7 separate regions of the Mus musculus genome follow, and regions 2, 3, 4, 5, 6 and 7 are each linked to region 1. A link is a loop called in an ENCODE intact Hi-C map of the cell type or tissue named here. Cell type or tissue: heart. All regions are shown on one strand. Region 1 overlaps Klhl3 (kelch-like 3). Region 2 overlaps Slc28a3 (solute carrier family 28 (sodium-coupled nucleoside transporter), member 3). Region 3 overlaps Kif27 (kinesin family member 27). Region 4 overlaps Gm52040 (a long non-coding RNA gene). Region 5 overlaps 1700066J03Rik (RIKEN cDNA 1700066J03 gene). Region 6 has its middle 2.4 kb from the start of 2210016F16Rik. Region 7 overlaps Gkap1 (G kinase anchoring protein 1).

Region 1 (4,000 bases):
TTCCTTCCTCTGCCTCAAGATTCCACTCTGGGCCTTTTCTTCTAGAGAAAAGTATGCGCTTTCAATGCGTACTCTGACTTAACTCTGAGGATCAGTTATGGTAAGGGCAGCATTACTGGTAGCATAGAAAAGATGTCTTAAGTGAAGTGTTCAATGACAAACTGGGTAAACTATGATATAGCCATGTGACGTGAGAGAATTGAAGACACATGCAATTAGACCTTCATGAAGGATGGGAAAGCAAGTTTTACAATAATGCCACAGTAGGATCCATTTGCTACTAAATAAACGATACCTATACGTGAATGTGCCTACATGTGTTTCCTGCTTGATTTCAGGCTTGGCTGCCTTGCAGGCCCTGTTAACTCCTTGTTCATGTGGATGAAGGCCAAATGCCAGTGGGTATCGCAGCGAGCTCAGGCAGTGAGCCAGTTGCTGATGCCCCTGTTTATACTTCTAACAAGTCAGCCATGGTGGGTTTAGCAAACAGGTAATATCTGCCTTGGTGGCACCTTTTAAGGCAGTCCAGCCTGGGGCGGTAGGCAAAGCCAGCCTACTCTTCCCCAGCGCAAAGCAGCAAGATAGGAAACAGCTTGGCGGGGCTGTTGGGGCCCCATGACACCTTGGAATTATGAGGACCTTTCAGCCAGACAATGGCAGAGAAAAACAATCCAGACCAAGACCAGAGAGAAGGGACTGCGCTGAGTCTCAGCGGGACACCTTGAGGCCACCATTTTGGATTCCAGGTTCCCCCTCCCACTAACGCAGAGCCTATGGGATAGACAAACCGCCACTCTTATGTTCAGGACACAGGGAGAGCTACCTACTCTGGCAATCCTGCCCCTCTTCCTATCACTCAGAGCTGGAGGGAAGAACTGTGACCCCCGCAGGAGAGGAGAGGAGAGCAGTCTCACGTTACCTGCGTTGCGCCGGCACATGTTCATGTCTGCCACCTGCTTCCAAGTGTTTGTCCCAGGATCGTAAACTTCAACACTCTTCCTCACCAAGGGTCCGTCATGTCCCCCGGTGGCATACAGCTGTCCGCTGAGCACCCCAACCCCTGAAAGGCAGAACACAGTGTCCTGGCCTCAGGCTCACTATAAGAACCAGCATCCAAGAGGCCTCAAGCCTGGATAGTCATTGCCAGCAGGGAGACTTAGGGAGCAAGTGCTGTCTTCCTGGACCTCATTGCCCTAATCTGTAAAATAAATGTGATAATCCCCTGCCTGGCTCCCCATAAGACAGGCAGCCTGCAAATAAGGAGGTTCAAAGCCAAGACCCTGTTTCTGCTTTTAAAATGTAAATATGTGTGTGTGTACATATACAGGGGCATCAAAGGGATTTTTCAAAAGGTTCAAAGAAATCCACTGAAATGTAAAAAGATGCTAATTCTCATCAGAAAACCAGCCCCAGTTACCCTGTGGCATATTCATATTGCCTTGCTTTTCCTCTGCATCTTATTATTCGGTTGTATATCTGTTGAGACAGAGCCAGGTGCTGAGGTCATTGCTAGGGAGACTCCCTGCCAGCCTGTTCCTCCAGCCCTTCTTCCCCTTGATGGCAGAAGGCATCAGATTTGTCCTGGGGGTGGGGGGGGGGAGGAGCTGAGCAGTTCTTCACTGCTGCAAGACTGAGGAGATTCAAGCCATTCAGGAAGAGAGAGGGCTAGTGAGGGTGGCTTGCCTGGCAGCTGGGACACCTACACCTGCCTCTTCAACACCCGCTCTGGGTGGCCCTTTCTCTTTCTCATTCATGGAGAGAGGGAGTTGGAATGTACCCATGATTCTGTGGACTATTGCCTTCGGTGGAAAGACTGCATCCTTTCTGCTGGGTACTTTCTAGAAAAATAAAACCTTAGTTCCAGAGACACTGGCCAGAAGCCCAGTGGGGTATCTCAGTGAATTCGATGTGCAGCCAGGCTGTGGGTCTGGGGCTGAACCCGGAGGCTATAGACTTCATGAGGTCAGGAACTGCTTGTGTTTTGCCCTGGTCTATTTCCCTGAGGCTACTGGTGATGGGCTCCTGCAGATACTATCTAAATAACAGGATGTCATGTAAAATCCCGGCCAGAAATTATAGCGGGTTGCCAGTGGTTCCTGGCAGTTGCTCTAAACTAGCAGCAGATGGTGCTGTTGTACCAACAATGACCTGTGTCAGGTTGTGAGAGTCTGAAAATTCAGTAGTTGCTTCACCTTCTCTTCCTCCAGGGTGAGCAGGAGCTGACACTTCTGGGACCCTGAGATGGTCTCTGCCCACCGTGTCCATCCCTCTGCTTATGCTGTCCACTCATAAGGGAGCTAAGAGCCACCTAGACTTTCCCCCAGCAACTCTCCCACAATCCTTGGTAGCCTGCTCATAGACTCTCACATAGAATCCGACGGGCCTCAGGGAGCTATGACACAGAGCCTTCCGTCTTTAGGTCTTTGGCTGTCACCAGCTCCCAATGAGACAAGTACACAGGCTCCTGGTGCTAGTGATGACACATCCCTAACTCTTTATCAGAGTGAAGCACTGAAGAAAGGGACCCGGGAACGGGGTTCCGTCCCAGGACAGGGCTCCGTAGTAATCTGAACAAAGGGCTCTTCCCAGCAAAGGTCTGGGCCTCCCATAAATAGAAGCAGCTGTAATGGCATTGTCTGGGGCCTCCAGCCAAGGATGGGCCAGGTGACGTCCACCCCAACCACCGCCACAGGCCTTTAGCACTTGGCCCAAGTCATAAATGGATTTTTAGGAAGTAAATAGAAGGTTCTAGAAGCTATAATTACTAAACCATCAGGAAAGGGGGAAAATGTCACAGGATTTATGGATGGAGCTGGCCCTTTGGGAACATGGGCAGCCTGTGCACTGGACAGCTAGGGTGTTAGATGGCAACGATGGGGAATGGGGTCGCCCAAGTTGACGTGGCAGGATGGGCTACTGGACTAAGTGCCTGGACTTCCCCCATGAGACAGAAAAGGGGGTCATTATCTCTCCTCGGTGGAGAAAAACAAAGCAAGAAAATGTGGGTGTAGGGGATCGAGGTTTATCTCCAGCCATAAACACTGCTATGCCAGCCTTTACTCCCAAGACGTGGGCTTCAGGCAGGCCAGCTAGGCTTCTTAGCTAACGCCAGGGCAGTAGAACCTGTCCTCCCTCAGGGGAATAAGGCTCATTATTAGACGGCTAGACACAATTACCTTGGAAAGAGAATTCTAACTCTGCAAGCCTTCTATTCTACGACCTTGGGCAAAGTGATCCACCTCAGGCCAGACTGACTTTCAAACTCTGGTCAGAGGAATCAGCAGTGGTGGACTAAGGTGAGAGGAGGAGTGGGTGGGTGGCGGCTAGCCTGGGCCATGGAGAAATTGTCTCAAACAAACACAAAACGGGGCAGTGAAGATGACACGCCTTCCATGTTGAGCAAGGAGTCCCTGGGAAAGTCTGGTCTGTGTACATGTGTGCGTGTGTGCGCGAGTGTGTGTGTGTGTGTGTGTGTGTGTGTGTGTGTGTGTGTGTGGACATGTAGTAGCCAGGTTACTTACAACTGGAGGAGAAGAGACAGGATGAGGGGAAACAGGCACGGTTCAGTGGTTGGTCTTTAGTCTCAGCCTGTAACCCACACACACTCCACCCCACCCCCATGCTCTCCTGTGCCCCAAGGCTCTCACATACGTACCAGCGCCACTGCGTCGGGTGCTCATGTCTGCCACGTATATCCACTCGTTGGTGGCTGGGTTGTACTGCTCCACGGTGCTCAGGCACTGCCTGGAAGCACCATCGTAACCCCCGACGGCATACAGCTTCCCTGGAATAGACCAAGTGACTGAGATTGGTGTTGGTGGCACTGACACAGAACCGGAGGAGCTTGGCTGGTGCTCCATTTTTAACCCACAGAGGTACCTCTGTCTCAATCATCCAGAAGGACCCAGCTTGCTCTCCACACACAGGGCACATCTCCCCCACCCCACCTCCACCCCGCCACATACCCGCCTGCTCTGAAGCCCTGAGATGCTTAGAAGCA
Region 2 (4,000 bases), 580 kb after region 1:
TAGGACTGCTTTTCAAGAGGATGATCCACATGAGCAATTACTTGCTTTGTTTTTTCCAGCAGTGGAAGGAATTCCGCCTAAATCTAGGATACAAATGAAGCAGCATGGAGCTCCTTGCCAGACATGGTGGTCCACGTCTGTAATCCCACCACTTGGGATGCTGAAGCCAGGGCATCAGGAGTTCGAGGCCATCCTCTGCCGCATATTGAATATGATGTGAACTTGGGTCACATGAGACCCTGTTCCTTCCAAACAAACAATTAAAAAAAAAACAAAACTCTCCACCACCACCATCAAAAGCCCCCAAGACCTGTGCAAGCTAAGGATTTAGGTTCGATGGAACCAAGGGAGAGGCACCTCTCTTGCCTCTCTTGCCTCCCTCCCTTAGCATACCGGTGCTTTTTGTATTTGACAGGAAGTCTCACACCAGGCTAGACCTGACTCCTGTCTCTGCCTCTTAGTAACTGGGGCTACAAAGCTGAGGGTCCATGCTTGCCTAGGCCTTTTGCCTTGAGATGGCTTCCCTTTTTGGGGAAGTCTGTGGCTGGTCTGCAAAAGTGAAGTCTCATTGTTAGGGTGCGCGTGTTTTCTTTCTGGCTCTGCCCTAGACACACTAACCACACTCACAGGCAGTGCAGTTTTCTCCATGGTAACAGGTCCTTGATCATCCTCCACACCTGCCCTACCTGTTTGGCGTGTCCTTGTTCCCCGCTTTGTACAACTCTGTTCCTGACTGTGCTGTTTCCTGGAGTGTTCTGCCGTTCAAGGTCTTCATCCTAGGAAAAAGCAGAGTGAAAAACACCGTGTCAGAGCCCAACACAAGGGTCCTTCCCTTTCCGGGGGGAGTCCTGAAGAGTGGCAGAAGCCAGACTCCGTGTTTAGATGAGGCACCCGGTTCAAGGAAGTGCCAGGGAAAAAGGATGGGCCCAAGGAAAAAGGATGAACCTTGCTTTGTTTTGCTCTGATGGGACCGACCAATGTGCTGCACGTTGAGGAAGGACTGCAGCTTCCCACCTTAGGCCCTGATGCACGGCCTTTACCAGGTTGGGGTCCTAATGTTTCAGCTGGGCAGGTCAGTCACCCCTCAGGAAGGCAGATCGACCTTTAAACCATGCTCAATCGATAGAAGAAATAATTATCCCTTTAATGAGATAGCATACTCGTCAACCCCAGAATTCCTGGCCCTAGCGCGGGCGCATACAGAGCCCCAGCATCACGCCGCAGCTTCCTAAATCTGAATAAATTTGAGAAGCAAAACCTTGCTTTTTCTTTCCCTCTTTTTTGTGCTTCTGCCCATGATTTCCCTAACACTTCCCGCTTTCTCAGAAGTTCCCTTCTGGCAGAGTGGCTGCTTGCCCACATGCTGCTCCTGCGAAGTTGTCATGGCTGCGTCTCTCTCTTCCAGTAGACCGAGATTTACAGTTGGCTCTCATGGAGTTTTAATCTTAAACTCTAATAAAATCATCCTTATGGGTCTGTTCTTAAGTCTCCCTCCCTCCCTCCCTTCCTCCCTCCCTCCTTCTCTCTCTCTCTCTCTCTGTCTCTCTCTCTCTGTCTCTTCCTCCCTCCCTCCCTCTTTCCTTTCTTTCTCTCCTTTTCTGTCTTCCTCCTCCCTTTTCCTGCCCCTGCCTCCTCCTCCTCCTCTGTTATTTTGAAGCCTGGACTCACTATGTGGTCCCGGCTGGCCTTGAACTAACAGATATCTGACAGCCTCTGTCTCCTGAGTCCTGAGTCCTGGATTGAGCATTGCCACTCCCATCTTGAAATTCTTGCAAGGAGATTAAAACCACAAGAGGGCACCGCAATCTCCCTGTAACATGTGGCACCTCTGATGGGTCTCCCCAGAATTCCTGGTAGTGGGAGGAAATGTATGTTTATACAGAGAACGGAAAGAGGGCAGAGACGTGTAGCCCTGGGAACTCTACTTCTCTCCTGTGTTCATGAGTTCTTACACTTTCCTTAACGCTAAATTGAAAACAACAGGGCCTGGGATGCTGGATTACATGAGTGAATAAACCAGGGTCTCTAATTACACACGCGCGCCTCGGCAGGTCGTACCACCCTGAACTTCAGGCGTCTATTCACACAGCAGTGTGCTCTTTCTGGCTCTCTGCAGAACCCTGGGGTTTTCTCACTGGTGGAGCCAGCTTCATTTTCTCTCTTTTGTAGGCTGCAGCCTTCTGATGCCCCCTGCTGGCAGCACCTGAGATCTTTGCTGAAGGAATTGAGAATGGGGGTTTTAAGTCAATGAACATGGAGAGTGCTGTTGTATTTGGGGGTGGAGTGCTCCCTGTTCTGCACGCGCACAGAGGAACCCTGGGTGTGTTTCCCTTGTGTTCTCGATTGCTCTGTCCAGTGGTTTACAGCTTGGTCGTTGTATTTCCAGGAAGAAAATCATCGAGGATTTGAAACAGAAAAAGGAGTTATTGTGGGTGTAGGTGGGTGGGTGGTAAACAGCCAGCTTTTCTCTTTCTCTGTAAATTGGAACTGTGGGTCTGTAAAAGAAGCTAATAACCACCCATTAGCCAACATTTCGTTCTATTTATTAAGCAGATTACTGACGCCTCTGTACCTAACACCTATAAGAATGCCTGTCCTCAGGGCAAAACCTCGAAGTACGCCGGCTCAGTGGGGGAGTCGTGGGAACCACGTGTATGTTTCTAAGCAATGAAGCAGGGGCCTAAACCACTCATATGCATAAAATGAATAAAACTTTAAAAGATGTTAAAACATATTTCTGATAGAGTGTATATACACTATTAGCAGTTAAAAATAAAACACTGAGGTCGGGGAAAGTTAATACATTGTGGGAATCCTTTCTTCTTGGTCCCTGGGAGTGTAGTGAGCTGTGCTTTTCTCAAGCTCATGCTAGCCTTTAATCTCAGCACTCAGGAGGCAGAGGCAGACGGATTCCTGAGTTCGAGACCAGCCTGGTCTACAGAGTGAGTTCCAGGACAGCCGGGGCTGCAGAGAAACCCTGTCTCGAAAAACAAAAAACCAAAAAAGCAAAAAACAAACAAAACAAAAATAGCTTATGCTGAAGTCTTCCCTTCCCATCCCCTGCTTAATGAATCTATAAATTAAGAAATAGTTATTTAAGAAGTTTTCCAGGTGTGTTGCCTTACATGTTTAATCCCAGCCGGGAGGCAGAGACAGGTGGATCTCTGTGAGTTCAAGGCCAGCCTAGTCTACAAAGTAAGTTCCAGGACAGCCAGGGCTACATAGCTAAATCCTATCTCAAAAATCTATTTATTTGTTTATTATTTTATTTTAGGTGTGAGTGCTTCACACACACACACATCCGTAGTTTCCATGGAGGCCAGAAGAGGGCACCAGATCCACGGAACTGGAGGTGCTCAGAACCCAATGGTTCCTCTGCGGGAGCACCCAGCTCTCTTAACCTCTGAGCCATCTTTTTAGCCCCTTAAGGAACAATTTTAAGTGGACAAATTCGTGAGCATAGGAGCCCCTTCACCTTAGTTGCACATTGGGAAGTCTTGGGTTTGCCTCTGGAGCTGTCCATACTATAGTACGGAAGACTAGTGGAAGAGACCTAGGTGTCCAGGAGCCGAGGCTCCAGCCCTGTGCTGAGTAACATTGTTATCGTTTAGATTCTTAAACAAGAAGCAGGTGTGGACTGTCTGCTTAGCTGTCTATTTCAAGGTTTCTCTAACAGGGTTGCTTTTTCCCATAAGTCATAAGTCCTAGTTATATTAACATGAACGTCATGGCTTCCTACACCAGCGTGTTGCTGTGCAGCGTCCACTTTGGGGTTCCACTCCACCCGAGCTGTTGGGACAGCAGCTGAGGTGACCCTGCCTCCCCAGCTCCACTAGGCAGCTAGCCTGGCCTTAGTAGACTGCGCCCTCACCATGAAAGCTTTGGGTTCCAGCTTTCATGTACAAAATGTATAAAGATGGAGATCTCAGGGAAGCTCCTATCTTTGGTCAGAAGAATAGGATCTGGGAGCCAAAGAGATGGCTCAGTGCTTAAGAACACT
Region 3 (4,000 bases), 280 kb after region 1:
CTAACTAGAATGAATTGTTTACACCTAGATTACATTGTTTGGGACATTATTTATATATTTTTGAGTATGGGAATGAAATTTATCAAAGCATGTGCAAGATCCAAATGAAATGTTTAATAGAAAACAAATAGCCCTTGTTACTTGGTAGCCAGTTTACATTTGTATCATCTGATGAAATCACTGTAGTCTTATGTAACTATTGCTTTGTTAGTGAAAAGTTTTTATAAACTGCTTATTAAGACAAAGCATGCTATTTAATCTTAAATTTATATTAGGACCTTCATTAATAAAAAGATATTTGCTAATATATGATAGTTTTGTTTTTTGCGACAGGGTCTCTCTCTATAGTCCTGGTTGTCCTTGCTGTGTAGACCAGGAGAACAGAGACCCACCTGCCTCTGCCTCTGCCTCCAGACTTCTGTGATTAAAGACATGTGGCACCACACTCACCTAGTCTATAACTGTTAGGTTGTGTTGAAGGCACTTACATTTTGTCATCACACACACACACACACACACACACACACAATATGTGTATGTGTGTATATGTATAGACACAGGCACACTTTAAACAATGGATTCAGTGAGGAAGTAGGTGTTGAGACTTCAGTGGGAGCTGTGCAGGCTTCCATATGGTGGTTTTGCTGCTGGCTCTGATTAGTCTAAGAACCAGCTTTGGTGTAATATGAAGGTATGGAAAAGAAACAAAACAATACTTCAGGACATTATAATGAGATGTTGCCTGTCATAGATAAATATGGTAGGAAAGAACTGATTGCTCATTTAGTTGATCCAGAAAAACTTAGAGATATGTTAGCAAGATTTCATGTACATATTTATACCCCGATGCCCTTGAGCCTACAAGGCTGGAAATCATCAGACATGTGTGTGTGTGTGTGTGTGTGTATGACTATATGTGAGTGTATGTGTATATATGTGTGTGTATATGTGTGTATGTGTGTATATGTATGTATATATATGTGTGTGTGTGTGTGTGTGTGTGTGTGTGTGTGTGTGTGTGTGTGTGTGTGTAATCAGAGGATGCGGCACCCACACACCCCACATGGCCACACCGCTCACGCACACACAGCTTCTTTCCTTGGGATGATTAATGACGTGTGTTGCTCTGTGATCAGTTCCCCTGTCCAGGAAGCTGCAGACATTTCTCTCAGTTCTAGCATTGTCTGAGAGGTAATGTAGAATGCGTAGGACAGGATAAAGGTGAAAATTTGCATTCTATAAAAAATAATTATAAAAATGAAAGCTACCATGTTAGAGTTAAGGCTGCCTCGCTAAGTTCTAACAATTGCAATGCACCTCAGCTCACAGGCTTAATTCTGGCAAACATTTTCATTAGGTAGGTAACTCTGGCACAATCAGGGCTTATCTGGAGCTTAAAAATAGCAACACACTTGCATTTTAACATTCAAATACTATGGGTTATAATGTACTTCTATAATATGTCTTTATATTATAGAATAATATACATCCGAAGGGTGTTTTAGTCTTAATTTTGTTCTTTAAATGTACATAAAAATAAAGCAAATATGTCAGGAAAGGAACTTATACACACAAGTAGAAATCGTTCAATGTACAAGCACTCAAAAATGCATTTATGAAATAACAAAGCCCCCACATACACTGTCATACATAGGAGTGGTGCCAACCCCCTTTCCTGTGTCCCAGGAAAGAGCTCGCTACCCCGAGGTTTAATTCTGTAAGTCAGAAAAGGCATCTTTCCACACATTTACTAAATTAGAAGTTTTATTGTTCAGTGCCTGGGCTTTGAAATCACTAGTTTTCTTCGGGGTCTTCAAGGGAATCAGCAGTCATTGACCGGCCCCCAGCTCCAAGACTGCATCGCCGCAATGACAGCTCCATGGCAGAAATCTGACGTAATTCTCTGCGACACAGTTTGACAGGCTTGACCCCCTGAAGCGGTCCTATACTTCTCACAGGCTGGAACTGGTGTGGTACTGGACTCTGAGAGTGTGTAAAGGGACGGGCCTCTGTTTTATCGGCAATGCTCTGCAGTTGGCCACTGGAGGGCGCTATCGAGCTACGGGCTGGAAGTGAGTCTGGGCCATCTTCTGGAATCTGCTGGGTCAGTGGTTGGGTTTTTAAGCTGCTTGAAGAATTGTCTACTTCTCTTTCGCTTCCATTCAACTTTGTATTTTCAGTTCTAGATGCCCATTTTAGTTCTTCAGAAAGCACAGTCGTCTCTTCTGGATTCAGAACTCCATCTCCAGCATCATGATCTACAGAGAACCGGACACAAGACAAAACAAGCAAACACCGTCTTCTGAAAATCAGGTATTTTTGCCACAGCACCCTACAAACTACATCATTCTCACTAAAGATGTGGTACTTGCAAACTCCTGCTTAATGATTTCTTCAGACAGACAGACATGTGCCTCAGGGGCAGTCTTGATTCTCTTATAAACAGCTTTAACCCATTAAAGTTGAAAAATCCCCTAGTAATTTTGGTACTCTCTATAAGCCTATGAGTACTTTGTGTGTCTCTGGAATCTTTTTAAAGAAATAATTATCACTTTTTAAGTCTAGTGTAATTCACTAGTTACTTTATGCATGGGTGTGTGCCTGCATGTCTGTCTGTGCACCTAATGTGTATGCAAGATGCCAGGAGAGCAAAGGTGTCCTATCCTTTGGGACGAGAGTTACGGACGACTCTCATTACAGATGGTTGTAATCCACCATGTGGTTACTGGGAATTGAACTCGGGACTTTCAGAAGAGCAGTCAGGAGCTGCCATGTGGGTGCTGGGAACCAAGCCTAGGCTCTGCTTTTAACTGCTAAGCCAGCTCTCTAGCCTGAAGAGTTAGTTATTTTTATGTATATTACCTGCATTTATGCATGAGTATAATCCATGTGTGAGGAGTGCCTGAGGGGCGAGGAGAGGGTGTCACACCCCCTCCAAGTGCTCAGTGCTCTTTCAGCCCTGTGAAGACAGAATCTAAGCTGGAGCTTGGCTTTAAAATGACCTACACCACTGAAGGAGAGAACTGGCCGCTGCATGCTGTGTCCTCTGACCCCCATCCCTACATAAATGCACACACAATAAATACCAATGGACAGAGTCTAGTGGGCTTCCCCAAGCCTTGGCTGAGAGTCTGTCTCTGTCTGACATGTGGCTGCTGAGAGTAAGAGGCCTGGCTGCCTTCCCCAGGCACCAACGGCAGCCCAGAGGCTAAGCTAAGCTTCCCAGTGACTAGCATAGATGGCAAACGTTAGCAGCCACTGCCTATGGGCAACTTTGTATCTGTTCTAATTCTAGGTGAAGATTTAAGGCTAGCTCATATTTTCTGGTTTGGAGGGGTTTCAATAAATTCCTCTTTGTTTCCCCAGTACCAGAGATTAAACTCAGTTGCTTTAAGCCCTGGATTATAAATTAGAATATGCTTATCTATATGTTATTTTCTCTAGGTATAAAAAATTTTAAAAGATTTATGATCTGCCTGTACGTATGCCTGTAGGCCAGAAGAGGGCACCAGCTCTCATTACAGATGGTTGTGAGTCACCATGTGGTTACTGGGAATTGAACTCAGGACTTTCAGAAGAGCAGTCAGTGCTCTTAATATCTGAGCCATCTCTCCAGCCCCAGAAATTATTTTTAAAAACAGCTAGAAATAAGTATTTCTTTTATATAACTTTCTAACTTTCAAATTTTGGGTCAAGTTATTTTAGAACTATTGATTGTTGATAACAAAAATATTATTACCGTCCAGGAATGTCTGAGTTTTGCAGAGTACTTTCTCATGGTGATCATTCCACTTACTAAGGGGTTAGTGTTACACATGCACATTTAATTATTATTGAATTTGATCAAGTGTTTTAAGTTCTGGAAGTCATGCCAGCTTTTAGAAATACATACTTTTACTTTCATTTGTATTATTCTTTGTACAGTTTTTGAAAATCTTGTTGAATAAAGATTTATTTATGTATTATGTGTATGTATGTGTGTCTGTGTGAGGCCACAGTG
Region 4 (4,000 bases), 110 kb after region 1:
ATACTCACGCTTCAAAATGAATGACTAGAGCCAACATAAAGCCTCAGGTGGTCCCCTTGCAATCTACCTTTGCCATACGTGACAAACCAGATGTCAGCCAGATGTGTCGGATCACACCCACTCGTCACACCACCCATTCTCCATGAGGCGGAAGGGAGATGGCCATCCAGGAAAACCATCCACCAGAACTAAGGGTAGCAGAGCCAATGGCCCTTCTCTATGCTACTGGAATATTTTTCTGGTCTCTGCTACATTTAACATCTCCTACCTGTTATCCAAGCATACTGTGGGCCAAAGTCTGACCTGTTCAGTATAGGCTAGTGCTCCTGACTGTACTTCTGTCCCAAGAGGGGCTGCTTGGGGTTCTAGTGGACAGACGCAAAAGGACCAAAGTGGTTCCTGCCTGGAGGAAAGTCCCCATCCTTGACCTGTTCTGAATCTATGTCAAAGCCCGCTCCCCACTCCGCAGGTTCTTCCCAATGCCTTGAGCGACCTCCACAGTTAGCCCAAGTGCACCTGGTGAGCCCAGATCTCCATCCCAAAGTGACTCATCCGGTCATCCATGCCAAATTTGTTCCGAATCCTCCAGCTCTTACTTGGCTTGAGAAGAACCAGGGTTAGAAAGAAAAACATTTTCAGTCTGGATTTGGTCAACAAAGCTCTCAGCACTGGTACTTCATCCGGAGACACTTGGGCCGACGGTGCATTCCCATAACTTTCCTTTCTCTTCTTTTCTGGCTTTTCCCTCCAAGTTTCCAATGCTTTGCATTCTTACATCTGCAGGCACCCTAACAGCACCGTGTCTCGAAGCACACTGTGTATCTGAACCATTTACTTAGCTGGTTAAAGGTGTAAGCGTCAGAGGATCTAAAGCACTCGGCAGGCAAAGGCAGGTGGATCTCTGTGGGTTCGAGGCCAGCCTGGTCTACAGAGCACATTCCAGAACAGCTGGGGCTACACAGAAAAACCCTGTCTCAGAAGAGAGAGACAGAGAAAATATTCCTTATCTTGATGGTTTGGGGTGCCAGAGAGATGGCTCTGTGGTTAGAAGCATGCATTGCTCTTGCCAAGAACCTGAATTTGGTTCCCTGGCGCCCAACTCATGTAGCCACAACCACCTGTGACTCCAGCTCCCAGTGACCTGCATTCAACCATGCACATATGCAAATACACATACACACATAACTAAAAAAATAAAACCTTTTAAAAAGGAATTATTGTGTTGTAAAAACATCTAGAAGTGGAAATTCTGCATAATTTATATATTAAAAAGAATACTGGGTAGTAGGGTTCTACCTAACACCTATGACATCAGAGCCCAGAAGGAGGAATTTCAATAAGCCCCATGGGTGACTGGAATACACAGCTAGATGAGAAAACCAAATAGACTTTAGGATCCTATCAGGGCACGGTGCAGGTGTTCTTACCAGAACCATGACGTCATTTTCCCTTCTACATGAAGAGATTAATATCAGTAGCTACCTCCAAGAGTCCTAGGCTTAAAGATGAGAGTGAAGCATGAAGCAGAGACTGACTGTTCTTCCAGAGGTCCTGAGTTCCTGAGTTTCCAGCCTAGGAAAAGCATTAGTTAACAGCCACTAGTTGTTAACTAGTCCCATAGTCGTCTTTATCTTCTTCAGGGCTATTAATATTAAACATCTGTAACCCATTGATCAACATGGAACAATATTCAGCAGGGGAGGGCATTGTGTGGAGTCACCACACATCCCCAGTGGCCTTGCTGCTGACGAGTCAGCAAGGGCCAGACAAGACCAGAGCTAAGGTACTGCCCACCCTTATCTCTACACCAAAACTTCCCACAGGTTTGCACAGCCTGGGGTTTAACATTTGCTATTACGCCTCTACTTTAGAGATGAGCCAATCAAGACGAAGCTAGAAAGGAACTTTCTTAAGACCACTCGAGAACCAAGCATGCTGAGCATGGAAACCACACCCTCAGGTGCCTGTCCCAGATACTTTCCACCTCACTTCCGGTTTAGGAATCCACCCCCCCCCCCCCAAAGACTTTATATAGAGCTGGTATCCAACGCTTCCAAATGCCTCCTCTAAGAAGGTCCTCTGATTACCAGCCAGGCTTAGCCAGTGAGAAAACCACTGGACCCAAGAGTTGGAGCAAAGGCAGAGTGAAGACAGCACAGGAGGCAGCTGGCACACCCCTCAGGGCTTTTTAGTTTTTCCAACAACTCTTTCCCTTCCCAAAGCTGCAGCCCGCAACTGGTGCCCCCTGCTGGTAAGCCTGTGTATCTCTCATAGCAAAAGTGAAAACACTTCTCACAAAAGGAAGAAAACCCCAGCTTCCTCAGTTCACAGACAGATTCAAGAACAAACATTGATTCAGCTTTAAATTAACGGCTGCCATTATCTTCCCCTTCACTTTGCCTTTCAATTCTTTTCTTTCTTTTATTATTTTCTATTTATTTACTTACTTACTTATGTATTTATTTATTTTTGGTTTTTGGAGACAGGGTTTCTCTGTGTAGCCCTGACTGTCCTGGAACTCACTCTGTAGACCAGGTTGGCCTCGAACTCAGAAATCTGCCTGCCTCTGCCTCCCAAGTGCTGGGATTAAAGATATGCGCCACCACTGCCCCCCTCAATTCTTTTCTTGATCCAAAGAAAACCTAGTCGTTTTGCATAAAAAGGTTAAATACAGATGACACGTTCAAGGCCTGCCTGAGCCAGAGAGTGAGTTCTAGGTCAACCTGGATAACTTAGTAAAACTCGGCCTCACAAAACAGAAAGTAAAGGTAAGTCTGGGGATAGGGTAGTTCTGGGAATACACGCTTGTAGAGCGCTCGTTAGCGCTTGATTCCATCTCTGCTGTGAGCGGGTGAAAGGGAGCTAAAGACGTGGTAAACATCCATGGTCTATGATTGTGGTAAACAGCCATGATCAATGATAGCATGCGATTAATTCCACCAAGCTCACTGAGCTCTGCGGTGAACTGCAGCAGGCGGCGGCTATGGCGTAAATTTTGATGAACTTGGTACAGCTAGAAAGCCCAAGAGTTTATGACTGGCTGGAAGGATTCCACATATGATGGTTATAACTGAGACTTGAGAGTAACTGAGAGCCCATCACAAATCAGCAGAAGACAAACTTCAGTGTGGGGAAAATAGAAACAAACAAACAAACAAGTTTAGGGGGCTGGAGAGATGGTTCAGCAGTTAAGAGCACTGACTGGCACTGGGCGTGGTGGCGCACACCTTTAATCCCAGCACTCGGGAGGCAGAGACAGGCGGATTTCTGAGTTTGAGACTAGCCTGGTCTACAGAGTGAGTTCCAGGACAGCCAGGGCTATACAGAGAAACCCTGTCTTGAAAAACAAAAACAAACAAACAAAAAAAGATTTTAATTACTCATATGTATGCATGTATATATGGGGATGTGAGCACAGATATATTCTGACCACAGGGGTAGGCATCAGATCCTCTGGAGCTGGAGTTATAGGAGCTGGGAAACTCTCTGGTCCTCTGCAAGAGTAGCATGTGTTCTTTACTGCTGAGCCATCTCCCCAGACCCCAGTCTTGTTTCTTTGAAGCAGATCTCCACATGTAGCCCAGGCTACTCTCTAACTCATGACTCCTGCTTCCACCTCCAGAATGCTGGGTCCATGACATTTTCAAACAGGGCATTTATCAAGCGGGGAAGAGCGGGGGAGGAGACTTGCTTCATTCGGGCATGGTGGGTGGCACATGCTTCTAATCCTACTAACTCAGGAGGCCCGGGTAGTAAGATCTCTGTGCGTTTTAGGCTAGCCTGGTCTAGATAGACTTTTCCAGGTCAGCCAGGTCTATGTAGTGAGGTGCTATCTCATAAAATCATTTATCATTGTATCTGCAACTAGATCATCTCGACTTCCCATAACTTACAGGTGTGACTTTAAGATACAAGTTTAATACACTTGTATATGTATTGCATCCGCTTTATATTTAAAGAGTAAAATTTGTAATTTTAACCTCTAAAAAAAATGTCCAGT
Region 5 (4,000 bases), 140 kb after region 1:
ATCCACTAAGCCATCTCTCCAGCCCCCCCCCCCCCGGAAATGCTTCCGGAAAACTGAAAATAGGGGCAAGCAAGATGGATCCGTGGGTAAAGGTGGGGGTGGGAGTCCTTGACTGGGACTTGGCTCTTTATCAGGTTCCCCTTCCTACCACCCTTCTCCACCGAAACCCCTTCAAAGCCCCCCAACATTAGGTAGGAGAGAAAGAAGGTTGGGGAGAAGGAGATGTTGATCTCATTTGACCACTTCCTGCTGATTAGGGGCATCAAGTTCCTAGGGGCAAATTATCTTATGGTCAGGATATGTCCAACTAGCAATTCAGCAATCCGGCAACAGCAGGAAGAGCAGCCGCCGCCACCTCTAGGGGCTCTGGCATTTCTATACCCTCTTAAAAGTCCCCAGAATTCTAAACATAAACTATCTGCAGCTGGCAAAGAGGCAAATCCTAGACTGATGTGGACCATTAGAAGCAACCCCATATCCCACACCGGGGATTAAAACAAAAATATAGACACATGACATATTTGGGTATTTTAAAAGATTTATTTATTTTATGTGAGTACACTGTCAGACACACCAGAAGAGGGCATCAGATCTCATTACAGATGGTTGTGAGCCACCATGTGGTTGCTGGGATTTGAACTCAGGACCTCTGGAGAAGCAGACAATGCTCTTAACCTCTGAGCCATCTCTCCAGCCCCCGTATTTATATTTTTTAAAGTCATCAAAATTCTCACTACAGATCCTTGCCTCCAAACCTTACAACCACAGTTCAATTTTTGAACTCATAAGATGGAAGGGGGCTACTGGCCTCCACAAACTGTCCCCAAACTGTGACATGTGCAAACTCCCATCTCCAAATAAATGTTAAAAAATAAAAATTAAAAACCTAAAAACAAAAAATAAGTAAATAAATAAATAAAAAGAAAAAAATTAATAAATGAAAAAAATAAAGAAAAAAACTAAAAACAAAACAGAAAGAAAAAGAGAGGGAGGGAGGGAGGGAAAGAAGAAAAGCAAAAGACAAAAGTCAGAGGAAGGCATAAATAGAAGATTTAAAAGGAGGAGGTCCGAGATAATAAAGTAAGAACTGTTTGAAAACAAACAGCAGAGATAAAACAACAGCATAGAAAAACTCCCAGGATGGAGCCGAGGGAAAGACAGAAAACACGGCGGAGCCCATAGCAGAGGGGTGGAGGGCCTTGTTAGGGTACAGCATCAGGGCTCTTCATGTCCCAGCCCCACAACGGTTACTATGGTTACTATGACCCACCAAGTGACATAACAGCTTCTGGGGTCAGAGAGTCTCAACACTGACACACACAGAATGTGATTTTTACAGAGTCGCCAAAAAGCCTCTGCAAGCAGGTGTTGTCCGGCACAGAATCAAGAAGGAACCTGAGGTACGGAGAAGACAACGCACCATAGCTTCGGAGCTGTGGTAAATACGATCCGATCCTGAGCAGAATCCGGTCTCCAGGCTCTGGCACCTCCTGCTACCTCCCGGATTCTGAAGACTTCGCATTTTTGGGAAGGAGGGCGGGAGATAGGGAGGCCAGACTCTACGCTGCTGCCAGCTTCTCTGGAGGATGGAGAAGCTGACAGAATACAGTGGGTTACAGAACGAACAGGGATGATCCTGGGACTGTCAGGGAAGTCAAGGAAACAAGTTTAATTCAACGGAGGTACTCAAAAGAAGTTTAAGCCATGGGGTGAAAGAGGCATTTAACTCCCTGAAATAAATCCTGGCGCTGCAGTTTTGACTCCCATTTGCTTACTTTCCTCTCCTCGTTCTCCCTTTGCGTCTTATTATTTATTTATTTTTAAATTTATTTATGCATCTTGTTTAATTATATTAATGAATGCTCTTGCCTGCATGTACACCTGTACACCAGAAGAGGGCATCAGATCCCTTTAGAGATGGTCTGGGAATTAAACTCAGAACCTCTTGAAGCTCTTAACTGCCAAGCTATCTCACCAGCTCTCATTTAGTGTGTGTGTGTGTGTGTGTGTGTGTGTGTGTGTGTGTGTGCCTGGAATTTGCCAAGCGGGTTAGGCTGCCTGGCTGGCCAGCAAGCCCTAGGGACCCACTTGTCTCTGCCTTCCGAACACCAGGATTACAAGCTGACGCCATTCCTCCTGGTGACTTTTCCACAGGTTCTGGGCACTGAATTCAGGTCCATGAGCTTGGCCGGCAAGCACTTCCTGCCTCAGCATTCCCCGGTGGTGCTATGGAGTCTTTAAAGAGGTAGTGATGCCATCAGCAGAGGCCCTACATCAGCAGTGCTAGTGTCCATGCAAGAAGAGGACACAGGGGCACACATGCTCACACTGGTGAGTCTATGGGAAGGCACGAGGAGAGGACAGCCATCTAGACACCAAGGAGAGTGAGCAGGAAGACCCCACTGACAGCTGGATCTCAGACTTCTGATCTCCAAGTTTTGGAGAAAATAAAATTCTATTGTTGAAGTGCTGAAGCCTGTGAGACTGTTAAGGAGAACTAGGCAACTACTATGTATCCACAGAAGAGCTGCTCAGGGCCACACCAGGGGTTCTTGTCTTCTTCGCATTTCTCCCAGGCCCATGGACTAAGGTAAAGACACTTAGTAACTTAACTGGAAATTCTGGTTTTTAATCGATTTAATTCATTTTATGTGTGTGGGTGTTTTGCCAGGCCCTGGAGTTCTGGTGGCTGTGAGTCACCATGTGGGTACTTGGGTCTCTGGTAAGGCATCGGTGCTTTTAACTCCTGAGAAACCTCTGCAGACCATACCTGAGAATTCTTTAAAGAGTTATAGATTAAATATATCCCTTAAAATCATATAAATTCTTTTACTTGGGGGTCTTGAAGGTCATTGCTTTCGTTTATATTTATATATTTAATTATCCTGAAATTGCTTTTTCTTTTCTTTTCTTTTCTTTTCTTTTTCTTTTTCTTTCTTTCTTTCTTTCTTTCCTGAGACAGGGTTTCTCTGTGTAGCCTTGGCTGTCCTGGAACTCACTCTGTAGACCAGGCTGACCTTGAATTCAGAGCTCTGCCTGCCTCTGCCTCCCAAGTGCTGGAATTAAAGGTGTACATGGCCACCTCTGACTGCTTTCATTTTTTATAGTGTATAATCCAGCAAAAACCTGAAAATGTTTGGAATATTTATCTCCTCTAGCAAATTTTATGCCGAGTTTTTTTTCATCTTGGTGGGGCGACTATCAGAAAGACCCGACAATAAAGTTTTTCACCTTCCTAAGCCCGTCCAGCTTCCAACCTCAGCATGTTGGGTGACAGGGAAGTTGACAATGACTACCAAGCTCATCCGGGACACATACAATGGAAATGCCTGAATTTGATCACATTTCCATCAACCCGACAAGAGTGACAGCCTCCTCACCACACACGTGGGAGCCCTGAAGAACCTGCTCCTCCCTCCCTTCTAAACACACACTGAGTGGGGGGCAGAGATCGGGTGGGGTGGCTCAGTGGCATGGCACTTGTCAATCATGCGGAGGCTCTGTCTTCCAGCACCATAGAGATAAGTTCAGATCAGAACTGAAGTGCCGCGCCGGGAACCTGGGCTGAGCAGTGCACACAGAACCATCCACAGTCAGATCAGACGGCTTCTCTCATGCGGGAAAACCTGTTATCATTCTCTTGCTCTATAATTCCTGCATTTCCTCTTTCAATGACTAAAACTATGTCAAACTCATTTTCATTTCTAATAATTTTCTAATTTCTGTCACAAGATTTCTTTTTTCTAATGTAAGAAATAACTCATTGGTTTTGTAATAGGTGTAAATCTACTCTTCTCTCAACACTGCACTTTTTCCTACAATGTTACTGTATGGGTGTGAGTGTTTTGCCTGAATGTGTGTCTGCACACCATGTGCACACCCGTGGGCTGCAGAACTGAACCCAGATCCCATACAAGATAAGCAAGTTTTCTTACGTGGGAAAAACCTCTCTAGCCCTGAAGAATGGGATATTTTTTAGGTTATGAAAACCCTCCCTCAA
Region 6 (4,000 bases), 380 kb after region 1:
CAAGGGAACTGTCTGAACCAGACACAAACGCCAGTCGTTCTGACGGTCAAGGTGTGTCACAGCAAGACAGTGCAAAAGTCCCTCCATCTTGTACTCTTGCTGAGGCGGTTCCAGGTTTAACTAGAATCTGATCTTGATGAAGAGTCCCGTGGGTAATTACCCAACTGTATTCAAGGAGCCCAAAGGTCAGCTAACTTATCTTAGCTAAAAGATCTTGCTTTCTGGGAAGCCCTCGTACAGCTGCAAAGCAAAGTACCCGGGTGTGATTTCTTGCCTTTAAAAAACTGTTGATCTGGACAGTTGGAACCACACCTCCTAGGTCTCTGAATACCTACCTGGGTGTGGTCCCAGCCAGCTGGAATAGACTTTCAATTGATTATAAACTGTGTGACTAGTCATCTCTATAGGGTTACCTGGAACAAAGTAGGAATTATAAAGTATCAACCCAACCCCTAAAACTTAACATACTTAAGATACATTGGTCAATGTTGAAAAGATGCCTGGAGATGCAGAATCAGTATGAAAGTATGTTTTTATTATCTGGGCGTTTCTCATTGTTGTTCTGAGGCAAGGCCTCTGTGGCCTTGGATCACCTGGAATTTACTATGTGGACCAGCTAGACTCAAACTCATATAGATCTACCTGCCTCTATCTTCTCAGTGCTAGGATTGAAGGCATAGGCCACCATACGCGGCTTTGTTTTTTCTTTTAAATACTGATTTTTCTATCCTGCAATTTTGCTTTAATTAAAGAGTTTCCTAGTAGATTCCATAAAGGTCTTTTTAGAAAAAAGTATTTTTATTTTGTGTATGAATGTTTTGCCTGCATGCATGTATGTGTTCCATGTGTGTGCCTGCTGCCTGCAGAGGCTAGAAGAGGGTGTTGGAGCCCCTGGAACTGGAGTTACAAGATATTGGGAACAGCCATATGGGTACTGGGTTCAGACCTGGGTCCACTGGAAGAGAAGCCAGTACTCTTAACTTTGAGGGCATCTCTCAAACGCCTCTATAATGTCTTATAAGTATAGAAACACATCATTTGCAAGTAGGAATAGTTCGATTCTTTTCCTGTTTCCTTTTTTATCACTTACTTTGGTCTTATTTCCATAGCTAAGACTTCAAAGAGTATCCTGAAAAACTAAGGAGGATGGGCAGCCCTGTCTCATTCCTGAATTGAGAACAGATGCTCTCTCCACTTGATTTTTGGCTATAGGTCTGTTGTAATAGAGCCTCTATTAGTTTGAAGCATGAGCCAATCTATCCTAACACCTCCAGCACTTTGACCACAAAGCCATGTTGAACTGTGTCAAAAAGACCTTTCATCAGTGAGATTATGTACGTGGTTTCTGTTTTTAAGTTTGTTTATATAGTGTATTGCATTTATTCATTTACCTGTGTTGAGTCAAACTTGCCTCTCCATAAAACACCCTAGTTGGTCATAATATTTGATCTTCTTAAATGTATTTCTAAATTCAGTTTGCAAGTATTTTGTTGAGTCTTTGTGTCTATGTTCATTAAAGAGAAGATGTCTGTAGTTTTAAGTTGTTATTCCTTTGCCTGGTTTTGGTGTGAGAATAATACTATATTTGTAGAATGAACTTGGTAGTGTCCATTCACTTTCTATTTTATGGAATAGAACTGGTATGAGATCATCCTTGAAAGTTTGATAGAATTCAGTAGAGAATACAAAAGCCAGTAATATACTGTGTCCTAAAACATATTTTGCTAGCAATGATAAAAAAAATCAAAGACTGTAAAATAAATTACAAAGCAAATATCAGATAAAGTAAATGTCAAACCAAAGCTATCTAGAAAATATAAAAAGGGTGATACCACATATTATGTCAGGAATGATTTATCAAGAGAAATACTTCATAGGCTGAATGTTGTAATCCCTAGTTTCATAAAGCACATAATTTGAAGTATATACAGTGCTTCATAGGGATTGACACAGGAATAGTGGGAGCTTCAATGACCTGCTTTTACAGTTACATCTCCCAAATAAAAACTAAGCAAATAAACATCAGAGCTAAAATACATTATGGAGTAACTTAACAGAAATATACAGGACATCGCACCCAACAGACCAAAAATACACATTTTTAAAAATCTCATCAGGATATGATACCTTCTCTAAAACTAGTATCACAGGACAAAACCTCAACAACAATGACAAAATCCATATTATAAAATGTATTTTTGAACAGTGAATCATTCAAGGAACCAGGAAGATTTTTAAAAACAAAACAACCCTCCTAGAGACAAGTGAAAAGGAGAACACAACTTCTGGGAACCTCTGGGACACAGCCAGGAAAGTTTCCCAAGTTTATAGTGACAAGTAACCTGAGAAGTGGCTGGAAAGATAGCTCAGCAGTTAAGAGCACTGGCTGCTTTTCTAGAGAACCTGGGCTTACTTCCTAAGTCTACATGGTGGCTCACAAGTGTTTCTAACTGCAGCTCCGGGTGATGTTGCCCTCTTCTGGCTTGGGAGGGTAAAGCACCAAGTGCACACTAGACGTTATCAAGATTTTATCTGCCATCTATACTGGCTTTTACGAAAGTTTTGCTATGGAGTTCAGCTGACATTCATCAAAGATGGGCATCATTCAGAAGCTCTAAACAGCAGCCTCTTGACGGCGGTTACTGCTCGTGCTCCTACGTTCTGTAATGATAGACTATGGCAAGCACTTCAATAGTTTAGAAGTCACATGTAGTGGGGCACATGCCTTACTCCCAGCACTAGAAAGGCAGGAGACAGGTGGAATCTCTGTAGGATCAAGGCCGGCCTGCTCTACATAGTGAGTTCCAGGACAGCCACAGCTATGTAGAGATCCAGTCTCAAAAATGCAAAAGAAACAAAGGAAACCAGAGGATAAAAGAAAGTTTCACAGGTGAAAGCAGGATGACCAAGGCCAATCGTTACAAACCAAACTCAAAGACACATGTTCTCTCCTTCCCCTCAAAGCAGCCAACGTTTTCCACCTAACCATCATCTTCCACAGTCTTACCACTGTATCTACTTAAATTCTGAATCCATTCCTGAATTAAGTCATTGAGTACTTCATTCATTTAGTCTTCCTATCTTCTAGTTTCTGGAAATGTCCCACAGAGGAAGATCTTTAAGGGTATGTCTTACCCATCTCAGTATCTCTTCACCCAGACAAAATCAGTCAGCCCTATGAACATTTTATATTTTCCAATATATTTGCAAATATAGCCACCCCAACTCAGACTAGTTCCTCATTTAAAAAATTTTTATTATACTATATTTTATACTGTAAAGTAGTAAGGAAAGTTTTCAGAAAACAAATAGGATAGGTCAAATACACTCCAGGAGAGGGCTGGGGGCTAGCTCAGTACTCATGGATCTACTTCTCAGACATAATTGTCTGAGTTTGTCTTCAGGTCAGATTTTTTTTTTTCCTTAAATGAAATTATTAAACTTGAAGAAATCATGTTTGTACAATGAAATTGACAGTGCCTACTTTTATAACTGCTGTTTAGGGTCCCAAATATTCCCAGATATTATATAGAGATCAAGCCACATGCTTGAGAACATATATACACACATAACAAGTCATCTGGAGTACACAGTGCAGCAACAGAGACAGGAAAAGACCTTGCCTCAAAAACCAGCTGGAAGGAGAAAAAAACAAACAAACAAAAACCAGTCTCTGCCCTCCATGTCAGGCCCTCACTCAGTCTCACAAGGGGTGGGTGGGAGAGAAATAGCATGTTCATTACTATGGGTGTCTTATGGGTGTCATGAAACACCTGACAAGAAAACTTGGGAGTACTTCTTTTGGCCTAATTTGAAGAGTCTATCATGGCAGCAGGAGGTTGAGCTAGCCACTCAACTGTTTGCAGTCAGGAAGCAGAAATGACTATGGTCAGCTCACTTCCTCTCTTTATTCAGTCTGACTTGATAGGAAGGGGTACTTGTATTTTAGCTGAGTCTTCTCATGTCAATTTACCCAATGTAGACTATCTCCCATAGGCAG
Region 7 (4,000 bases), 220 kb after region 1:
TCTTGGAAACAGAGATTTAGGTTGAATCTCCTGAACTGCCAACTTGAAACTTGTCATAGAGTCGGCCTACCTTGTTTCAATTCTAGCTAGTAATCCTCTAAGACAAACAAACAAATACATTCACTTGGCAGTCTCCTCTAAAAGCTGTTTCCTTTTCTGTGAAGGTCCTAGTGCAGGAGGTCGATACCAGTGGTCAATCTTATTCCCCAAACTGAAATACCGTTCAGAAAGTCCTTGCCTGCGATTGTCTTGAAGTACTCGTTTTTTTTCCTAAAACGATTTCAGCTTCAGCACTCAAGTTCTTTCTGAGGCATTTGGAGTTGACTTATTTTAGGCAGGGTAAGAGGGAGGGATCTAGTTTTGTTCCACTGAGGCCGTCTACTTTTCTCAGCAATGTCTGGGGAAGAGGCTGTCTTTTCTTTAATGTGTATTTCAGCATTGTTCTAAAAAATCAGGTGCTGTCGCTTGTGGGCTGATGGCTAGGTCCTCTATTTTACTCCACTCATAGGGGCGTTTTGTTCTTTTGCCACTGTAGGTCTGTCTATACTACAAGAAATCAGGTAAGATACTGGCCTGCTTTCGCTACTCCGGGGTCTTTTGTGCTTCCTTACAAATTTTAAAATGGTTGTTACCAGCATATAGGAAGGCTACTGATTTTTATATGTTAGTTTTCTGTCCTTTTTCTCCTGTGTGTGTCCTGGGGATTGAACTCAGGCCAGCAGATTTGACAGGAAGCACCTGTACCTGCTGAGCCACCTCACTGGCCAGCAACCTGCTTTCTCCCACTCTGCTTCTAAGTATGTTATTAATGGCACTCGGGTTTGAAATCTTGTTTTTATTTGTGAAACTTTAACTCTCACTATCCGCCCACCACCGAGATGCAGACCAGGCTGGCCTTAAACTGAGATCCACCTGCCTCTGACTCTCGATTGCTGAGATTAAAGTTGTGCATCACCATACCCGGCATAAACTGAATTTCCTTTAAGAACCTGATTACAGCAGGACTCCCAGGTAAGCTTTTCATGGTTTTCCTTCACTTATCAAATTATATTGACTTCGTAATTTGAAGCTCCAGATGGACTGTCAACTATCTCTGCACACTGCCTTTCTCATCGCTATCCTGTGTGAACAGCCATGCCTTATTCAAATGAAGGTCCAGTGGGCTGCACATGTGACTCAGCAGTGTGCTTCCTGCTCACTGGCACGCGTGCGTGTGTGTCCATGGTTAGAGGCCTGGCATAAAATACCTTCCAAGGCTTCTACTCTTTCGCCATACTTTATCATTTGTTTTTTCCTTTCCCTGAATGCCCTCTTTATTGATTAAACACTGCTGTAGTGCCTGCTCTATGCTATGCTGTACGACAGACCAGTGCTGGCTGGGAATCCAGGGGATGATGAATCCTAGCTCTTTGCAAGGCTCATGGAACCTCATGGGAGGAGGCAGAGAGAGGTAAGCAATTACGACGGTGGTTCAGCACATTTCTATCACTGTTTTGTTTATTTCTCAAAAACTGTCAAGAAACGGAGTGAGAAGCTTCAGTGGGTAAGGGCACTTGCCATTGAGCTTGAGGACCCGAGTCTGATACCCAGTATCCAAAGGGTGGAAGGGGAGAAGGGTGGCTCAGGGTGCTCTCTGACCTTTGCACCCATGCTGTGACATGTACCATCTCAGTAAATTAAAACACCACCAAAAAGGAAAGCCTGTCAAGAAATGGGATCCTGGGGCTGGAGAGATGGCCCAGTAGGCAAGAGCACTTGTTCTTGCAGAGGGCCTGTCTCAAGTGTGTTTCCAGAAGCCACGGGGCGGCTCACAACCATTCCTAACTCGTTTCAGGGGATCTGATGCCCTCTTCTGGCCTCCATGGGCACCAGGCACAGGCAAGAGCGGTCAGTGCTCACATGCTCACTTCTGCTACCACACAGTGCCCCTGCCACTCAGCGATCTTCTCAAAGGTCAAAGATAGAACTTTACTAAATTATAGTTGTGTCCTACTGAATAGACTAAAGCAGCTAACTATCCTACAATCCACAGCAATCAAGGGTCATTTGTTGCTCTCCCCTCTCCCAGCCTCCTCACTGTTGCTGTGACAGCCTACTGTTTAAGCAAATTTTCTAGTCCAGATTGTATTCCTTCTGTTGGGAATGCTTTTCAACAAATATTCAGGAAAACTACTCTGTAAACATCACCTCATAGAACCTTCCTTACTGTGCCGAGGAGCACGCGAGCCCTGTGATTACTCTTGGAGGCTCATGTAACCAGTGCTTGTTCTTACTCTGCCCACATTCTCTGTCCTCATGCTGCTGTCCTTCAGGGGTAGGGGTTAGCACACAAAGGTGCCACATTGCTCAGGAGACAGTGAAGATCACACAGATTCTTGGAAGAGTAAATTAATTTTATTGACTGATGAAAAACTAAAGTCATAAGAAGTTTGGACAGAAAACAATAATCAAGTTCTGCTGGTATTCTGTATTTTCTTTTAACTTTAAGCCAAAAGAACATAAAACTGTAGACTATGAGTGAACTAGTTGCTTTTAGTTCCTTCAACAAAAACCTGCAGTTTAGCAGTCGCACAGCATTAAATATACACATTTCTGCAAAAGTGTGAAAGAATTCTGTGCTGGCCTCCGAGGCCACGATCACCTGCAATGGTCAGGTTCGAAGTTCCTTTTCCCCTTCCTGCCTCCCTGTTAAGGAGAAACAGCACGTTAGTTACTGAAGATGCACGTCTCTGGGCGGTCAGTTTATGAGCACACAAAATCAAAGCATAGCTATTTCCTTACGCCCAGCTCTCACAGTTACTTAACAAACGAGACAGAAAGCAACAGTACAGAGCTGTTTAGGCTGAATCAATACGGTCACAAATATCTCAGTTCTTCAGAGCCCATTTTATCCTAAATACCTTAAAAAGTACAAAACAGTCGGGCAGTGGTGGCTCACGCCTTTAATCCCAGCACTCGGGAGGCAGAGGCAGGGGGATTTCTGCGTTCCAGGCCAGCCTGATCTACAAAGTGAGTTCCAGGACAGCCAGAGCTATACAGAGATACCCTGTCTTAAAAAACCACACACACACACACACACAAAGTACAAAATAAACAAAGTAGTTCTTTTCATATAGTCAACAAATTTAGTAATTCAGTTGTTTAGTTTTTTGATAATTTATAATTCAAGTTCTGTATTGTTTTGTTCTTCTAAAGATTTATTTATTTTTATTTATATGAGTACACTGTAACAGTCTTCAGACACACCAGAAGGCATCAGATCCCATTACAAATGGTTGTGAGCCACCATGTGGTTGTTGGGAATTGAACTCAGGACCTCTGGAAGAGAGCAGTCAGTGCTTTTAACGGCTGAGCCATCTCTCCAACCCCTAGTTTTATTTTTAAACAGTATTAGAATTTTGAAAACATTAATTTTGTTTTCTACATATAGGTGTTTTGCCTGCATGTATGCATGTGTACTACTTTCATGCCTGGCTTCCAGGGATACCCCAGGAGATTGTCAGATCTCCTGGAGCTAAAGTTATAGAAAGTTGTGAGCTGCCATGTGGGTGCCAGGAATTGAACCCAGGTCCTCTGGAAGAATAATCAGTGCTCTTAACTGCTGAGCCACCTCTTGAGCCCTAGCAACAGAACTTTGGTGTTCAGGCTGGGAGTAAGGGCAAAATACTCACACACACGAAATGAAAGCAAATACTAAACGTGTTTCTAAGTCCTACTAGGGGAGTGGCGGGCCCAGGCTCACCTGAGACCACAGCGACTGCTTTAACTTCTTTCTCCCTTCCCACACTACAGCTTTCCTTTTGGAGTCAAATACACCAGGCTTCTAAGTTAAAGAAAAACCAACACCTCTTCAAATAGATGAATGCTGTTATTTACTCCTGACCACGCAGAGGGCCAAAAAGATTTATTCATTTAGGGAAAACTTTGTTCTGATTTGTAGATAGTTAAATGTGTAAATAACATTTTAAAAAGGAATTTATAAGCCGGGCATGGTGGCGCA

The links. A loop is a pair of places that touch in the nucleus more often than their neighbours do. Peaks named below come from ENCODE experiments on the same cell type or tissue, not always from the same donor. Only the 100,000 strongest peaks of a DNase experiment are listed, where the experiment ranks them.
Region 2: it touches region 1 in a loop (3-fold over the local background); 4 of 42 quality-filtered maps call a loop at or near these places.
Region 3: a loop joins it to region 1, with 4 times the contacts of the local background. A loop is called at or near these places in 4 of 42 quality-filtered maps.
Region 4: a loop joins it to region 1, with 6 times the contacts of the local background. A loop is called at or near these places in 24 of 42 quality-filtered maps.
Region 5: a loop joins it to region 1, with 5 times the contacts of the local background. A loop is called at or near these places in 4 of 42 quality-filtered maps.
Region 6: it touches region 1 in a loop (5-fold over the local background); 7 of 42 quality-filtered maps call a loop at or near these places.
Region 7: a loop joins it to region 1, with 5 times the contacts of the local background. A loop is called at or near these places in 7 of 42 quality-filtered maps.

Annotation. Positions count from the first base shown.
Region 1 is chr13:58,010,175-58,014,174 of GRCm38, forward strand. It overlaps Klhl3 (kelch-like 3), which reads right to left. Exons shown (of 15, transcript NM_001362415.2): 12 at 3,656-3,784; 13 at 920-1,060. Among named protein-coding and RNA genes, the nearest start is that of Mir874, 11 kb to the right of the region's middle. In heart, a CTCF peak has its summit at 2,107 (motif pointing right); DNase peaks (open chromatin) are centred at 2,037 and 2,557; H3K27ac peaks cover 519 bases.
Region 2 is chr13:58,587,496-58,591,495 of GRCm38, forward strand. Slc28a3 (solute carrier family 28 (sodium-coupled nucleoside transporter), member 3) reads right to left here. Exons shown (of 18, transcript NM_022317.3): 2 at 687-776. Among named protein-coding and RNA genes, the nearest start is that of Slc28a3, 21 kb to the right of the region's middle. In heart, CTCF peaks have their summits at 2,199 (motif pointing left) and 3,321 (motif pointing right); no DNase peak of the experiment used is centred here; H3K4me3 peaks cover 622 bases; H3K27ac peaks cover 560 bases; H3K27me3 peaks cover 514 bases.
Region 3 is chr13:58,285,999-58,289,998 of GRCm38, forward strand. Kif27 (kinesin family member 27) reads right to left here. Exons shown (of 17, transcript NM_175214.4): 17 at 1-2,258. The coding sequence ends at 1,795. It overlaps Gm26555 (a long non-coding RNA gene), which reads left to right. Exons shown (of 8, transcript XR_873524.3): 2 at 2,181-2,313. Among named protein-coding and RNA genes, the nearest start is that of Gm26555, 13 kb to the left of the region's middle. In heart, CTCF peaks have their summits at 2,051 (motif pointing right) and 3,510 (motif pointing right); a DNase peak (open chromatin) is centred at 2,023; H3K27me3 peaks cover 259 bases.
Region 4 is chr13:58,115,597-58,119,596 of GRCm38, forward strand. It overlaps Gm52040 (a long non-coding RNA gene), which reads left to right. Exons shown (of 3, transcript XR_003950589.1): 3 at 1-1,207. It also overlaps a transcript of Klhl3 not described here. Among named protein-coding and RNA genes, the nearest start is that of Gm52040, 3.9 kb to the left of the region's middle. In heart, a CTCF peak has its summit at 2,255 (motif pointing left); no DNase peak of the experiment used is centred here.
Region 5 is chr13:58,147,223-58,151,222 of GRCm38, forward strand. 1700066J03Rik (RIKEN cDNA 1700066J03 gene) reads left to right here. Exons shown (of 2, transcript NR_126543.1): 2 at 1,340-1,753. Among named protein-coding and RNA genes, the nearest start is that of 1700066J03Rik, 2.3 kb to the left of the region's middle. In heart, a CTCF peak has its summit at 1,866 (motif pointing right); no DNase peak of the experiment used is centred here; H3K4me3 peaks cover 1,169 bases; H3K27ac peaks cover 681 bases.
Region 6 is chr13:58,385,637-58,389,636 of GRCm38, forward strand. No RefSeq gene overlaps it. Among named protein-coding and RNA genes, the nearest start is that of 2210016F16Rik, 2.4 kb to the left of the region's middle. In heart, a CTCF peak has its summit at 2,484 (motif pointing left); no DNase peak of the experiment used is centred here; H3K4me3 peaks cover 139 bases; H3K27ac peaks cover 102 bases.
Region 7 is chr13:58,230,974-58,234,973 of GRCm38, forward strand. Gkap1 (G kinase anchoring protein 1) reads right to left here. Exons shown (of 12, transcript NM_019832.4): 12 at 2,376-2,685. The coding sequence ends at 2,638. Among named protein-coding and RNA genes, the nearest start is that of Ubqln1, 17 kb to the left of the region's middle. In heart, a CTCF peak has its summit at 1,858 (motif pointing left); no DNase peak of the experiment used is centred here.